2 separate regions of the Homo sapiens genome follow, and region 1 is linked to region 2. The links are chromatin loops, found by intact Hi-C in ENCODE. Cell type or tissue: OCI-LY7. All regions are shown on one strand. Links, peaks and the distances in the headings refer to the core of each region. The heading gives the core; the rest is flanking DNA.

Region 1 (2,925 bases), core at 182-2,681, 970 kb after region 2:
TGTAAAAAATGTTCCTCAAACTGTCATGGTAAAGTGCACCGTCAAAATGGCTCAGGGTCTCGTGGGTAACTCTTTTAGTTTACTTGCTATTTGCTGTAAAATGATCCACTTACTTTGTTGGAGTATTTCACCAGCCTGCAACTTTTTGAGGACTGAGACTTTATCTTAATTATCTTTGATATTCCCAGTTAAATTACTGTAGTGTGCACAACAATTAACTGGGATGTTTAGATTTTTAAGAAGTAAATTCCACAACCACCTGCTTCAGAGATTCTGATTTAGCAGGTGTGGGGTACAGCCTGTGGGCCTAGGCTTATGACAGACACCCCAGGTTGTCCTGATGCAGGTGGTGTGGACCCACACTGATAAACATTTCCCTGGAACCTCACACAACATGAGAAAGATAGAAAGAGGGCAATAATGATGTGTGAAACTTAATGTAATCCCTTAATGAGGGAATTGAAAAGCAGAGGCTGAGGAATCCAAAGGAGGAGAGGAATAAAGAAGTTCAACAAAGGGGGATGCTAATGGTATCCTAATTTTGACAGAGGCTCTATGCATGTATTGTAGATGTGTATTTACAGTTCAACTATGAGCTGAGTTCAAATGCCTTTCTTTCTACTGCCCTTCCTTATGTTTTTAGTGGGAAGGGGTGGTATGAAAGACAACTGTGGATCCAGTGACTTTTCTTTTCTGGTCACTTATAATTTCAATAGGACCAGTGGGTCAGTCATCTCTTATGATTCTTGGAAGGCATAGGTATGTCCCCAACCGATCATGTCAACCAACATGATTAAATTAGAGTGTACATATTATCTAGACCTGTTAAAAATAAGACTAATAACTGTCTTTTCTCCTTCCCCAAAGGAAAGTAATATAAAATCCCCACACAGATAAACACATTAGTCAATATTTCAAAGAGATGGTCATGGGTGTAGAGTGGAGAGAAGCCAGGATGGGTGGGAGGCATGAAGCAGGGGTAAGCTTTTTATTCACCCTGGGCCTTGAATGAGTTATTTATGTGTTAGAAAAGCATGCAACCCGGGAGCGTTTAACTAGAAATCTGTTTCTTCACCCACAGGAGAGAACTCCATTTTTGGAAAGGGAAAACATCACTTACCCTGACACAAGGACATGACATGTTGTTTCTGACGTGTCACAGAAAGACAGAAATAACTACAGTTGCAGAGCACTTCCTTCTTACTCTGAGTTTCAGTCTCCCTTACCTGAACCGACGGGCTCCCACCCTTAGACAAAAGATGACAACCTATGCGTCACTTTCCATTTAGGTTGGCTTAGAAACTTTCAAGACTTTCTTTCTCTCTTCCTAGGTGCTGTTCTCACACCATCCTCAGCTTCACTTGTTCTTTTGTTTTAGATCAGTTCCTCAGCCATGATCACATACACAAAGAAATCCTCTATTTCCCTTCTATTTACAGGTGCACAAGGTGGGCGCCCATTGACAGAGTGAGAAGCAAAGTTTCGTTTTTGTTTCTAACTTTTCCACTGCAGGTGACCCCTGAGGAGTTCATGAACTACTATGCAGGTGTGAGCGCATCCATTGACACTGATGTGTACTTCATCATCATGATGAGAACCGCCTGGAAGCTTTAAGCACATGACCTGGGGACCAGGCCCTGGGACAGCCATGTGGCTCCAAATGACTAAATGTCAGCTCAAAAACCAGAATCGTATTTGATTTCACACTCATCCTAATGTTTTTTTCTGTGTCAAAATATTGCATTTTCTGGGGCCAAAAAACAGGCAGAAATAAAAGACATTGAGTAGCCAACTGTGAGTTTGCCTTGCCTAAGACTGTTTCCTTTGTTCTAAAATAGGACTTAAATAAAATGAGCTCTGTAAAGCTCCTAGTGCTGTGCTGATACATGCAGGTGTCTAATCAACTTTAGGTTTTATCCCTTGGCCATTAATGAAAGCTTGAGTATTTTAATTAAAACCCTCACCCATGCACCCATAGTTTTTCTTCACCTCCTTTTAGATGATCCTTTTCTAGGTGAGATGATAATATATCTCTTTTTATGACTGATTGTAAGTCTTTAAGTGTTTCAGTCTCATTTGGGGACCAGAAGAAGACCACGTGTTAGCCTCAATTTCTACAAGCAAATCTTGAGTTTCACTGCTTAGGGTTTAGGGAAGCCGCAGTTTGACAAATAGATTCAAAATGATTTATTTAATAGTCATTTTAAAGACTGGTGTGAGTGAGGAGGCTATTTCTTTGAGCAGTAGATCCACGCCTGTTCATGGTACTCCTGTGGCTGAAGTTTTGAAACTGGGCTGGGCGCTCAGATTTTATCTGGGACATCTTGCGCTGTGTGTGGGCAGGCTATTCCAGAAAGCCTTCACCTGGTGGAATGTTTATCTCTCCCCTCTCTGCTTTCTGCCAATTGTGTTGAAATTCCCACCAGCAAGGGCTGGGTGCAGTGGCTCACGCCTGCAATCCCAGTACTTTGGGAGGCTGAGGTGGGTGGATCACCTGAGGTCAGGAGTTCAAGGCCAGCCTGTCCAACATGGTGAAAACCCTGTCTCTACTAAAAATAAAAAAATTAGCTGGGCATGGTGGCACATGCCTGTAATCTCAGCTACTCCAGAGGCTGAGACATGAGAATTGCTTGAACCCGGGAGGCAGAGGCTGCAATGAGCTCAGATCATGCCACTGCACTGCACTCCAGCCTAGAGCAAGACTCTGTCTCAAACAAACAAACAAACAAACAAAAATTCCCACCAGCACAAGGAGGTTGGGTGTGACACGGACTAGGATTTCAATAATATTCCAAAGCAGGTTTTCCATCTTGATGCTTCATGGCTTAACACCTCCTCCTCCCAGCACTAAGCTTTGGCTTCATATCGTTGATGTGTAGGACTCTGCCCATGAAAGGCTACTAGAAGCAAAGATAGCCCAGAGGC
Region 2 (2,925 bases), core at 274-2,773:
TCTGTTAAAAACTTAAAACATCTAAAATAGGTATGAAGAGAGGCTTATGGTGCTCATTTTAACAGCATTCTTGAGTAGGTTACCTTGCAGTCAAAGCATCTGCTCCAGACCAGTGTTTTAAACTGTGGATTATGGTACCACTATGGGTCATGAAATTAATTTATTGCATTATGACTAGCATTTTTTATTTAAAATAGAGAAAAGAATAGAAAATAAAAGCGTACATCACAGATGGTAAGGGTATGTGTTTTTAAGTAAACATTTGTTCATGTGTATATGTGTTAGATTACCTTGTAAAACATATTCCTTATTGTGGGTTACAGGCCAAAAAAAGTGTTTGTTTTTGTTTTTAAAAATCTACAGTTCAGATTTTCCTTAGAAAATGGGGAAAAAAGGAATGTTAGAAAGATCTGACTGCCTATGAACTAGTGAAGGATTTTAGAGGAAGTACCAGGCTATTTTAGAGATCTGATACTGGTTTCAGAAAGGTAATCTTAAGGCAAAGGGTAGGAAATAAAGTTATGTTGTTAGTAGAAATGTCAAATACGGTTAAAGTTGTGAGGAGGAATTATTTTCCTAGTGGACCTACATTTGTTGTGTGTAGATCTGTGACTATTACTGATCTGTTGTAGCACATTTTCCAATCTAAAATGTCCGATACAGCACAATAATAAACATGGGGCAGAATATATGTTTGTTTCTATTTCTTCCCACCTTCCCTTCAATCTTAAAACAAGTGTTTATTAATAAGTCAGACCAAAGCAAATTTCTATCTTTCACAGAGTAATTATCATAGGAACAAATTACTCCCTGAAAATGGTGGAAACTTCTTTCTCCCTCCGAAAAATAAACTTTCAATAAGTGTTTTCTCTCTAGCCAAAGTAAATAAGTTCTTAAATAGGTAACTCTCATTTGCCATCCAACTCATTCTATATATTTAAATAAATGTACTTACACTTGTGTATAGGATTTAAAAGGGGGAAACTTAAGAAGGAAGAAATTGTGTATAGAATTTAAAAAGGAGGCATTATATTGCATGAGTAGAATGAAAAGTATCTAACCAGAAAGCAAATAAGTTAAGGATTATATTATACTGAAATATTTTAATACAATTTAAATATTTCATTACTCTTTCACTTTATTTGCTATTTGTAGATTTCAGTATTGTAATGTTGGCAAGTCTATTTAAGACGGCATTAATAAAAATTTTGTTTTTCAGGCATGTGATACCAAGTCCCTTTCCATTATAGATAAGTAAGGCCTAGGTTGGTTAAAACCTTAGCTAAACACAAAATTTGCTAGAGAATCAACATATAAGAAGCTCTAACTCCAAGCTTATTCACCCCAGATATTTCACCAATGTTAACACATACCCTATTGAACTAAGAAAGGAATTATATTACTAACCAGCAGAGGGAGCCAAGTCAATCATGAAAGGTAGGAGTATAAAGGAACATCATATGACTTCCTGTTTTGAATTTAACTGTATGGCCCCTGCTCACTTTTTGAGTTTACCAAAAAGACAGTCATAAGGAGAGAAAGGCGACCAATGTATCAAATAAGGATACAGTGACAATTATAACTTAGAATTACCTTGCAGGAAATAAATTGGAAGAAAAATTGAATGCAGAACTATACAAGTGAAATGTCTCAGTATTATAACCCAAGATGGAAAAACCATGGAAAACAGTACCTTAATGCCATGATGAATTGCTAGCCAAATGTAACAGTGAATATTTCTTAATAATTCCATTTTCACTTAAAGTTGAAATTAGGCCATAAATAGACACATTTTAAAACTATAAAGTTGTACATCAAATTTATGTGCATTTAATCTAAGAAATAAGGGATAAAATTTAATAAAAAATTATTACAGTGAATTAATAAGGACATGATTTTTCAGCTTAAAATTAGAGAACAGAATTGTTTCCACTACTGTTTATAAACACAACAAATAAAGTAATATCTGTTTTGTGAGAGATGTTTGGAGGAATCTAGTAGCTAAGTGATTATGTCAGTTTATTTAATTTTGTCTAAGAACTTCAAAATGCCTGATAGAATGGGTGCATATTGAATGAATAGATGTGATCTATATATTATTTGAAGTAAAAGTATAAGAGCTGAGCGTTAGCTAACTGCATCAAAATAAATGTAAAGACCCAAACATTTTTAGTTGAATAACCAAATGAATTAGCTAGTCTAGCCCCTTACTCGTTTCAAGGTTTGTGGAAACATACCATATATACTTTTACTCATGTGTTTATTCCTTTCAAAAATATACTTCTTAAGCACTATCTCCATAGGACGTGGAGCATATCTTCATTATGAAGTAGACAAACTTCTTAAATTTTATTGAAAGATTTAATTTCATTGATATATGAACAATCATACAAATTCAGTATGCCACCAGTGATTTCAAGAAAGTGATACTTAGAAGCAAATCATTTATGGGACTAGACTGCCTTTGTAGGACTAACAAATTAGGCACAAGATTAGAAATTATAGTTTAATAGTCATGCAGCTGGAGGCTACACGATTCTGACCCTCCCTAACCTGCTCCTAAGATCAGTGCTTGAGATATTCTGCAGACCCTGCACTTGATGGATCAGCTGGCACCACCCAGATCAATAAACTGGCTCATCTGATCTTGTGGCCACCACCCAGGAACTGATTCAGAGCAAGAGGACTGCTTCAATTCCCTATGATTTCATCTCCAACCCAACCAATCAGCACACTCTATTCACTTGCCTTCCCCCACCCACCAAATTATCCTTAAAAACTGATCCCCAAATGCTCCAGGAGACTGATTTGAGTTATAATAAAACTCCGATCTCCAGCCAAAAAATAAAAAATAAAAAGCAAATTATTTGATTTTGAGTACTAGAAAGTAGACTTTAAACTTTTTGAAGGGTATATTCTTTTATA

The links. Hi-C counts contacts between places; a loop is a spot of excess contacts. Peaks named below come from ENCODE experiments on the same cell type or tissue, not always from the same donor. Only the 100,000 strongest peaks of a DNase experiment are listed, where the experiment ranks them.
Region 1: a loop joins it to region 2, with 4 times the contacts of the local background. A loop is called at or near these places in 2 of 110 quality-filtered maps.

Annotation. Positions count from the first base shown.
Region 1 is chr5:35,903,234-35,906,158 of GRCh38, reverse strand. It overlaps CAPSL (calcyphosine like), which reads left to right. Exons shown (of 5, transcript NM_001042625.2): 5 at 1,513-1,871. The coding sequence ends at 1,614. Among named protein-coding and RNA genes, the nearest start is that of CAPSL, 34 kb to the left of the region's middle. RefSeq lists an enhancer at 1,465-1,564. In OCI-LY7, for the core only: no CTCF peak of the experiment used is centred there; DNase peaks (open chromatin) are centred at 318, 1,218 and 1,538; H3K4me3 peaks cover 1,814 bases; H3K27ac peaks cover 2,500 bases.
Region 2 is chr5:36,869,127-36,872,051 of GRCh38, reverse strand. NIPBL-DT (NIPBL divergent transcript) reads left to right here. Exons shown (of 1, transcript NR_046262.1): 1 at 1-691. Among named protein-coding and RNA genes, the nearest start is that of NIPBL-DT, 6.1 kb to the left of the region's middle. In OCI-LY7, for the core only: CTCF peaks have their summits at 1,214 and 1,414 (motif pointing right); a DNase peak (open chromatin) is centred at 1,431; H3K4me3 peaks cover 727 bases.